2 separate regions of the Mus musculus genome follow, and region 1 is linked to region 2. The links are chromatin contacts, found by Hi-C or POLR2A ChIA-PET in ENCODE. All regions are on one chromosome and are shown on one strand. The core of a region is the stretch at or near the end of the contact, and the rest is flanking DNA. Distances in the headings are between cores, read along the strand shown.

What was found. Hi-C counts contacts between places; a loop is a spot of excess contacts on that map. ChIA-PET counts read pairs that join two places held with the same protein, here RNA polymerase II (POLR2A).
Region 1: a loop to region 2 is called in a map of heart, with 7 times the contacts of the local background. The contact joins two enhancer-like sites. A Hi-C loop is called at or near these places in 1 of 37 maps with a recorded cell type or tissue (heart). POLR2A ChIA-PET finds 5 or more read pairs at or near these places in 4 of 5 experiments (all embryonic stem cell).

Annotation. Positions count from the first base shown.
Region 1 is chr10:67,113,025-67,117,539 of GRCm38, forward strand. It overlaps a transcript of Jmjd1c not described here. Among named protein-coding and RNA genes, the nearest start is that of Gm46228, 8.4 kb to the right of the region's middle. Within about 2 kb of position 2,923, at least 3 of the 3 ENCODE cell types and tissues checked have a DNase peak (open chromatin) inside an H3K27ac peak, as active enhancers do.
Region 2 is chr10:67,070,448-67,075,267 of GRCm38, forward strand. All of the region lies in intron 1 of Reep3 (receptor accessory protein 3), which reads right to left. Among named protein-coding and RNA genes, the nearest start is that of Reep3, 24 kb to the right of the region's middle. Within about 2 kb of position 2,324, at least 1 of the 3 ENCODE cell types and tissues checked has a DNase peak (open chromatin) inside an H3K27ac peak, as active enhancers do.

The sequences.
Region 1 (4,515 bases), core at 1,673-4,172, 43 kb after region 2:
CATCATTGGGAAGAGAGGCAGGCCCCTTGGTCTTGCAAACTTTATATGCAAGACCAGGGGCCTGCCTCTGTACAGGGGAACGCCAGGGCCACGAAGTGGAAGTGAGTGGGTAGGGGAGCAGGGCGGGGGGAAGGTATAGGGAACTTCCCGGATAGCATTTGAAATTTGAAATGTATATAAAGAGGGCTGGAGAGATGGCTCAGTGGTTAAGAGCACTGAGGACAACTACAGTGTACTTAGATATAATGATAAATAAATCTTAAAAAAAGAGTAATGTATATAAAGAAAATATCTAATTAAAAAAACCTAAAAATAAAAAGAAAAGAAAAGAAAAATACTGTCTGTCTCTAAACTGTGCTTCAGGAACAAGTGTCAGGACTTGTGTGTACTGCACCGTGTGTGTGTGTGTGTGTGTGTGTGTGTGTGTGTGTGTGTGTGTGTGTTGAGGTTCTCCCTCCCATGCAGGGTCCACTGCAGGTTGACAGGCTTGGCAGTGAGTGACTTCTGTATATGTTGGGCCATCTCTCTGCCCTAGAAAATTCTCTTAAAGTCATCTTGGGAAATTCTAGCTTTGCCTTCCTCCTCCTGGCTTTGTGTGAGCTCATTACTTCCATTTATAGTGGCCACTTACCTGGGCCATAAAAATGGCCTGGTCAGAAATTAATTTATAGGTGAAAGTAGAACTTTTTTTTCTCTTAGGTGCTGTTGAATATTATTTTAATAGTATATATATTTTTTCCTACTTAAAAATAGCTTCTAATTTAACCTAGATTTTAACAGAGTCCACTTAGATTTTTCTGCTGTAAATACACCGTTAAAAGGTTGAGTATAACCTCAGCAGAATTTCCAAGCCAGCCTGAAACACCATGTCTCCCATAAAACAAAACAACAGCTGCGAAGTAAATGTATCCCCGAGTTTCCAGCTCCCGAGGAAAAGAGGCTAGGAAGGGTGACGCTAAAACAAGAAACGGAGAGAGCTCAGGCTTCCGGTTCTCCCTTTGTAGCTACACCGGAACATGTGACCATTAGCTGTGGCTGTCAGCCTGTGGACCTTGTGACTGTTGAGTCTTCAAGCAAACTGTGCCGGGCTTTCTGGGTTGCTTTTTTTGCCTTCATCATCTGCATTTTGTAGGTAGCACCTGGAATTTGGAACATAATATACGTTTTTCCTTTTTCTTACATTAAAAAAATTGTTGTGTTCGTATGGATGTTTTGTGTGATAGCATCTGGAACTTGGAATATAACATGCATTTCTCCATTTTATTACATTAAAAATTATTACATATGTATGGTTTTTTTGCCTGTATGTATATCTGTGCAGCAGAGTGGTCTGCTTGTGGAGGCCAGAAGAGGGTGTTAGATACTCTGGAGCTGGAGTTAAACAAACAAACAAAAAACCCCTGTGGTTGAACTGCCATATTGGTGCTGGGAACTGTGCCCAGGTCCTCTGGAACAGTCTCTCCAGCCTCCTTTTGTTACATTTTAAAGGATTGCATCTTTTCTTTTGCAGGGAGGGGTGAGTAGAGACAGGGTTTCTATGTGTAACAAACCCTGGCTGTCCTGGAACTCACTCTGTAGACCAGGTTGGCCTCCTGGGATACACCTGCATCTATCTGCCTCCTGGGTGCCAGGACTAAAAGCTGTGCCATGCAGCTGCCCAGTTTAAAGCATCATTTCTTATTTATCTCATTGCATTCTTTTTTTAAAAAATCTATTTATTTAATGCATATTAGTACACTGTAGCTGTCCTCAGACACACCAGAAGAGGGCATCAGATCCCATTACAGATGGTTGTGAGCCACCATGTGGTTGCTGGGAATTGAACTCAGGACCTCTGGAAGAGCAGCCAGCGCTCCTAACCACTAAGCCATCTCTCCAGCTCCCCCACCCCCCACCCCCATTGCGTTCTTGAATCTCCATTGTAGGTTTTAACAATTTTTTTTCTGGCCTTGGCTAATTTGATATTCACATTTGGTTTGCATGGGAAAGAACCTCCGTTTGGCTTGTCAACGAAAGAAAACATGATCATTATGGTTTAATGTGGTTTAAAAGGTATTTGCTATAAGGACAAGGGAATCAAGCAGGAGTGTGCTATCTGCTTGGTTGGGGTCGGTCTCCACCCCCCCCACCCCCGTTTAGAATGGAATCCCCCTTGTGACAAATAAGCTCTTTTGTTTTTTGAACTTGGCAGTGGAGCTTCCTCTTGGGACTCTCACTGAAGGAGATTTGCTCTCTGTGCTTTCTCGCAGTTGCCTTATTTGTCTGCAGAGTCTGGAGTTCTGACTTCCTTTTCCCCTGAGGCTGCTTGTTAAGTGGAGTTGATCTGGGAAATAATCTTCAAGGTTCCCCAGCGACTGAAATAGAGCGGTGCCTGTGTAGGTGTTGCCTCTGAACGCTAAAGCAGATCTTCAGCTGCAGTAAAGGGCCTCTTCATGGCAGAGACAAAATCTGGGCCTGGTGGTACAGGTCTGCAATCCCAAACCTTAGAAGGCTGAGGCAGGAGGATAATGAAGTTGAGACCAGTGGGCTATAGGAAAATAACTTAGTGGCACCCACTCCCCACCCCCCACCCCCAAAGGAAAATAACTTAGTCGTCCCCCACTCCCCCGCATTTATCCTCCTTCCTCGTAGGCCACAGAGAGGAATAAGAAACCTGAAGTCCCGGTGCTTGCTTTCTTCCTCTTCTGTTTAGTCTAAGCAGTTCTCTATGAAGTAATGGCCTGGTGACTGAAAGAACAGAGAGAAGTATGGGAGGTCTCTGCAGTGCCTTAGTCCTCTTTATGTTAAAATGCCACATAGAGTATTAACACACTACAGTCTCAGGTTTCCGGGAGGCCGATTAAGTGGAGAGGGAGGAAATGGTTAAAAAACTGAGGAGGGCTAAAGCCAGCTGGAGGCTCCTGGTGAGGAGCTCTGTAGGTCTGGTAGGTTGCCACTGTGCTGTGTGGAAGCAGGCTTACATCAGCCAAAGCAAACGTTCCCCTATCTTACTCTGGGTGGTGGCTGTAGCCTACTGAGACTGTGTAACCAGTAGGCTAATTCCCATCTCGTGTGTGTGTGTGTGTGTGTGTGTGTGTGTGTGTGTGTGTGTGTGTATACGTACACTCATGGCTATTGGTGTGTCAGTTCATAAAAGCATGGATTTGGAATGAGGTCATTCTCTGACCCCCAGCTCTGCAGCCCATGGTGTGGCTGCACACATTTTTTTTTTTTTTTTTACCTCTGTCTCTCAGTTTCTTTGTGTTCTCCATATTGGAAGAGTAAACCTTTCTTATAAATGTCAAGCATGGAATAAATGAGTCGATAAACGTGAAATATTCTTGATCCTACTTCACTTTTACAACGTAGTGGTGCTTGGCTGGCAAGCTGGCGGAACACTGCCCCAGGGCCACGGCAGTAGCTGCCAAGGCCTCTGCCTCCTGCTCCTGCCCTAATTCAGCTCAGCTGCTTGTCCTTTGGGATTTGCTCCGTTCGTGGCAACTTTTCTTGGCATGTAAGACAGACAGCCTGCCCTGGCATAGGAAGGCTCTGGAGGTTGTTGGACCATCACTGTCTTCCCCGGTAGCTGGTTACTTCATGGATGCACTCTGAGTTTCCAGCCTGTATGCTCAGCAGCAGTGGCCCTCACTGATGGAATATCAGCCCTCGGGCAGCAACAAGGGTCCACTCTGTCCTTGCTGGCATCTTGGATCCTTCACACTGTAAAATTTTTTGCATTTTCTACCTTCACGGTCTGTTACCTGAAGTCCCATGAACATCTTTGGATCCCTCCTCCCTCTTAGGAATCCAACCTCATTCATTTTACTCCGTATTTGTAGTAGATGACCTTGACATCAGAGATAAAATAGAGGCTGTAAATCTGTCCTCTCTAAAGGTTGTGATATGAGCCATGAATTTGAATCCTGGGTTAGCATTTAAGGAATTCTGTGGCCTTCGTTCTGCAAGGCGGCCTGTCTCTGTCATGGCTATCATAACAGAAAAGGTGTAACGAGTTTCCTGTAGTGACTAGCCCATTGGGTCATCTGATGACAGGTACAGTGAATGCCAGAAGTGACAAGAGGACTGATGCTTTTTGTGTGAGGTGAATCAGCCGCGTGTTAGTTAGGGTAATACTGACTTGGGGGTCTGGAGAAAATGAGGGGAATGTGATTAACACAAGAGAAAGGGAGCCGCCGTGTGGGGGCATGTAGTAAGAGAGAATGGGTGTGAGCCACCGTGTGGGTGCTGGGAATTGAGCTCAGGACCTCTGGAAGAGCAGTCAGTGCTCTTAACCACTGAGCCATCTCTCCAGCCCCAGGAGTGGATGGTTTTTGTAGGTGGAGACATGTGGGCTCTTTGAGATGAGGTCTCACTGTGTAGTCAAGGCTGGCCTCAGACGCAGACTTGCCTCTGCCCTCTGAGTCCTGGGACTAAAGGTGCGCTCCACTAACACTACCCACACAGACAGGCTCATATATTTTGATTGCCTGTGGTGAGTACCGTTAAAATTTCAAGTGAGAGTAAGTTATCAGTTTC
Region 2 (4,820 bases), core at 1,074-3,573:
AAAAAAAAAAAAAAAAAAAAAAAAAAAAAAAAAGAATTCTATTCATTATCACTATACTATACAACAGTAGCATTCTGATTTTTTGCAGACTATTTTTCTCTCCCAGAGAAAATCTTTTTGTAGAGCCTCCTCCATCTGGACTCACCTCCAGCAGCTTCTGAAGACGCACTGATCTGGGAAAGAGAGACCCTTAGAAGCAGAGGTAGAGCATCTACATTCTGCATTGCCAACAGCGATGCGCGACAATGTAGCGCTCACTCTGGGCTACTGTCCTCTCAGCTGATGATGTGCGACAATGTAGCGCTCACTCTGGGCTACTGTCCTCTCAGCTGATGATGCGCGACAATGTAGCGCTCACTCTGGGCTACTGTCCTTCCAGCTGATGTCCTGCTCACTCTCATTTTGGATTAAAACTGATTCTGAAGAAACAATAGGCTGTCAGCATGGCAAGATGGGTTCAGTCCTAACTGGACTTATTATTAACTTCTTCTGAGAGGGTGTCATTTAACCAACGCTGTCTTTAACTTGTGACCGTCCTAATCAGCTTTCCTAGTGCTGGAGTCACAAATGTGTGATATTACCCCTGGCTCTAACGAGATGTAAACATTTCCTTTTGAGATTTTTTTTTTATTTTAAAAAAAATGTGTATGCCCAGGTGTATGTTATACATCATGTATATGCAGTGTTCTCATAGGTTAGAAGAAGGATCCCCTGGGAGGGTTGTAAGCTGTCATATTCTGATCAGACTTTTAAAGTAGCAAGTTGTTTTGACTCTTGCTTCTTGACTTACACAAGCTTAAGTGATTGTGACAAAGTGAGCTACACCCGTAAACTGAAACATCAGCTTGAAAACCTTTAGGCACCCCTGAAATTCACTCCAGGACAACCCCAAACTTATGGTCCTCCAGCTTGCCGAACCTCCATCTCCCAAGTGTAAGAATTACAGGTATCTGCTACCATGTGCAAATTTATATGGTGCTGAGGCTGGATCATGGCTTTGTGCATACGAGGCAAACCCTCTACCAACTGAGCTATGGTCTCAGCTCACAACTTATACATCTTTGAAAACAAAGATGCTTTCCTATAAACAATGATTAGCAGCCAAATCAAGGTCAAGTGGAACACAATACACTTGTTACAGTCCAGCGATGGAACCCTGGTGAGTCACTGTACCATTGTTTATGTGGCTAGTGAATGCATCACACACACACACACACACACACACACACACACACCCCAGTCAAAGCAATGTGCGACTTCTGTCTTTACAGAGATTTGTTGCTGCTTAACTACAATTAAGGGGCTATAGCCTAAAAGAAAAACAGCAACGGGGAGAAGTTGGGTTCATGCAGAAGAGACTCCCCCTGAATACTACGTAGTTCTAGAACGGAAGGTCCACATTTAAAACTGTTAAGGACAGAAAGAGACAGTACCATTCCTTGGGGAAACTTTGTACACATTATCAAGAGCTAAGAAGCTTGGAATTTTCATGTTGTCAGAGCTAAACTTAATTTTACACCACAGGGCCTCAGATTTCTACTCTAAAAGGAAACAGAAAGCTAAAGGGAAAAAGAAAAGACCACACAGCACATCAGACTCCTCCTTCCTCTTTCCAGTCTCCCTCCTCTGGCCACGCCCTCTCTCCTACCGCAAGACCCTACTGCATGGTAACCTCTAGCTCATGGAAAATGCTTGCAAGAATGCCGAGGTGCTCAGGGATGTAGCTTAGTGGGTAGAGAGCTTGTTTAGCATGCACGAAGCCTTGAGTTTAATCTCCAGCACAGCATCCACAGGGGTAGAGGGTTAGTGGTACATGCCCACAGACCGAGGACCAGGAGATGGACTGTCAGACGTTCAAGGTCATGCTTAGCTATTTAATAAGTTCTAGGCCAGCCTGGGCTACCTCCATAAGACCTCATCTCAATGGGGCAAAAATGTAGGTGATGTAAAGGTTACTGTGATAGTTCTACAAACCACACAAACAATCCTCAGAGAGGTTGAAGAGTTTAGGATTGATTGATTGATTGATTGACTGATTGATCCAGGGAGGATTGGTTGACCCCGACACAGAACACAGGGCTTCTTACTTTTATGACCTTTGCTCTCCTATACCCGAAACAAAACCCAGAGAAAAGTCTGTATGATTTCACACACTGCATAGCTCACACTTCCCATGTTAGCAGATGAAGGCAACATATGGATCTAAGCCATCACAGTTGTAACCTGGTAAAAGAAAATTGTCCTAAAGAGACCTGAACCCAGCGGTGCACTCAATCTGCCGGGGCCCATCCTTAGCTTTGAGTATTATTCGCTCCATTCCCAGATTCCCACCAAATTGGTTAGGTGGCAAAGACTTGAAGAGGTCACAGATTCCTCCTCCTCTGACCAACTCCTGACTCTTGAGTGAGTGTTTGCTCGGGAACCTCAGGCTTTATTTAGCTTCTTAAGCACAGGATCTGTAAAACCACACTTACCATTAGCCTCCCTGACTGAAAGAGCATTTAAGAGTTGAGTTGTAATCTAAGGTTTAAAAACAAAAAACACCAAACCAGATCTGGTAGAAGGAAAAAAAAAAAAAGAAAAAAAAAAAGACCATACAAACCAGTTTTGAAATTTTGAGAAAATTTCCTTTCCTAAAATATACCCGATTACGCCAATGAAGCAGAGCCTGGTAAGGCAAGCCATATGCAGGGATTCGTGGTAAGGCAAGCCATATGCAGGGATTCGTGGTCTGCTGTTCATTACTTCCAACTTCCCAAAATGAAGTCAGGTCTAAGTCTTCTGCCAACGCCACCCATAAGACACTCATTCCCACCGCACCTCCTAAGCTTCAGTCCCCTCCTGTCACCCCAGAAATCTCTGCAGGAGTCTGACAAACCGAAGTGAACTTAGCAGTTTGTTTTCGAAGCATCTGTTGTTCTTATCATCATCACCACCACCACCAACCTGTACCCTCCTCCTCCTCTTCCTCCTCCTCCTCCTCCTCTTCCTCCTCCTCCTCTGCTTTTCAAGACAGGGTCTCTGTGTAGCTCTGGCCATCCTGGAACTCATTCAGACATCTACCTGCCTCTGCCTCCCAAGTGCTGGGATTAAAGGCGTGCGCTACCACCGATCGGTCAAAACATTTTTAAATTCTCCTTTAGACAAAACCGATCACCGATGGCAAGGTGCATGCCAGACTCTACTATACCCTCCCTCGCCTATGACCGCATCTGTGCATAATTCTTAATTTTTTGACTTGTGGTGCTGGGGAAACTGCCGGGGGCTTTCAGAGACGGGTTCTCTGCTCATTATTCTTACAGGGTCTCTGGTTTCTCTACTTTTTTTTTTTTTTTTTTTTTTTTTACTATTTTGAAGATGGAGTCTTGCTACATAGTTCAGGCTAGCCTCAAGATCACGCTTGGCCAGACTGAACCTCCCAAATGCTTAGGGTGGCAGGCAAGCATCCATTTACAGGATCTGGAAGCCTAAGCGTTATTATTTTTGTGTTTCTTAAACCACTTCCTTAGTTTCTTTCACTCAGATCCTCAGAGTGTCTACAATATCACCGAGGCAGTAAATTTCCCCACGCCACTCCCTATGGCTAGAACAATCTCTCTTCATGATGACAGCCACACTCCTCTCAAACTTACATTAATGGGGTTGAAAGGCTTGTTAGCCTCTTTCTGTGGGACAGACAATAGCATACATTATGGTATCAAAACATATCAAGAACATAGTGATCAGACACCATAAAGGCATTTAAAACCGCTCTTGACATTTTCTTGAGCCAACTACCCGGCAGAGGGACATCTATGCATCTCCTCTAGTCCAAGCACACCAGGGAGGTGGGAGCATTCTTTTCTATCTTGGACAACTGAGCAGACGAAGAAATAAACAGGTCACAAGAACTCTTGCACTACCTAATTTGACCCTGAGTTCAGTCACTGGAGAAGCCAGCCTGCTGGCTGGTTGGCACCAAGTCCTCTCCTCTTCGGAAGCATTGTTCATGAGTTTGGAAGGGAGATTTTGGACGACACCACACTATTGCCCCTCTGAGCAAAGGTGCAATCTTTCCCAATCTTGACTTGGTTGGGCATCCCCCATTCCTGAAAGAAGCCCCATGGAAATATAGACAATAAATAGTAAAGCCATGTCAAAGTTCTTCCTTAGGAGGCGCTCTCTACGTCAGTCTCCCAAGTATAAGATTTAGACATTGATTTTACTTAACTTCAATTTTTTTTTTTTTTTTTTTTTTGCTAGGGATGCTGGTACATGCTTTTAATCCCAGCACCTGGGAGGTAGATGTACGTTGACCTATGAGTTCAAGGCCAGTCTGGTCATATCGAGTTCCAGAACAGGGCTATAAAGAGAAACCCTGTCTCACAAAACAAAACGATCAGTTTTTATTAGTGTGTACATTTGCGTCCCTCTATCTGCCACCCCTAGAAGCCAGAAGTGGGTGTCATGGGACTTATAGGCTACTATGAACTATTGCTGTGCCCTCTGGAAGAACAGCAAATGCAGGTGTGAGGACCAAGTCTAAACGTCTAGCTCCCATGTTAAAAAAACAAAAACGAAAAACCCCAAAAAGCCGGGCACAGCGTTGGTGCCTATCATCCTAGCAGTAGCCCTCCAAGACAAGCAGGCAGATACCCAGACACCCCACCCTGTCAGTCTTGTCAAAATGGCAAACTTCCAGTTCAGAGAGACCCCCCTACCTCAAGGCAATAAAGCAGAGACATATAAAGGAAAGTTCTAGAAGTCCTGCTCTGGGGTCCACATACTCACACAAGCTTGCTCACACCCATAAGCAAATACTTAAAAACAAAACAAAACAA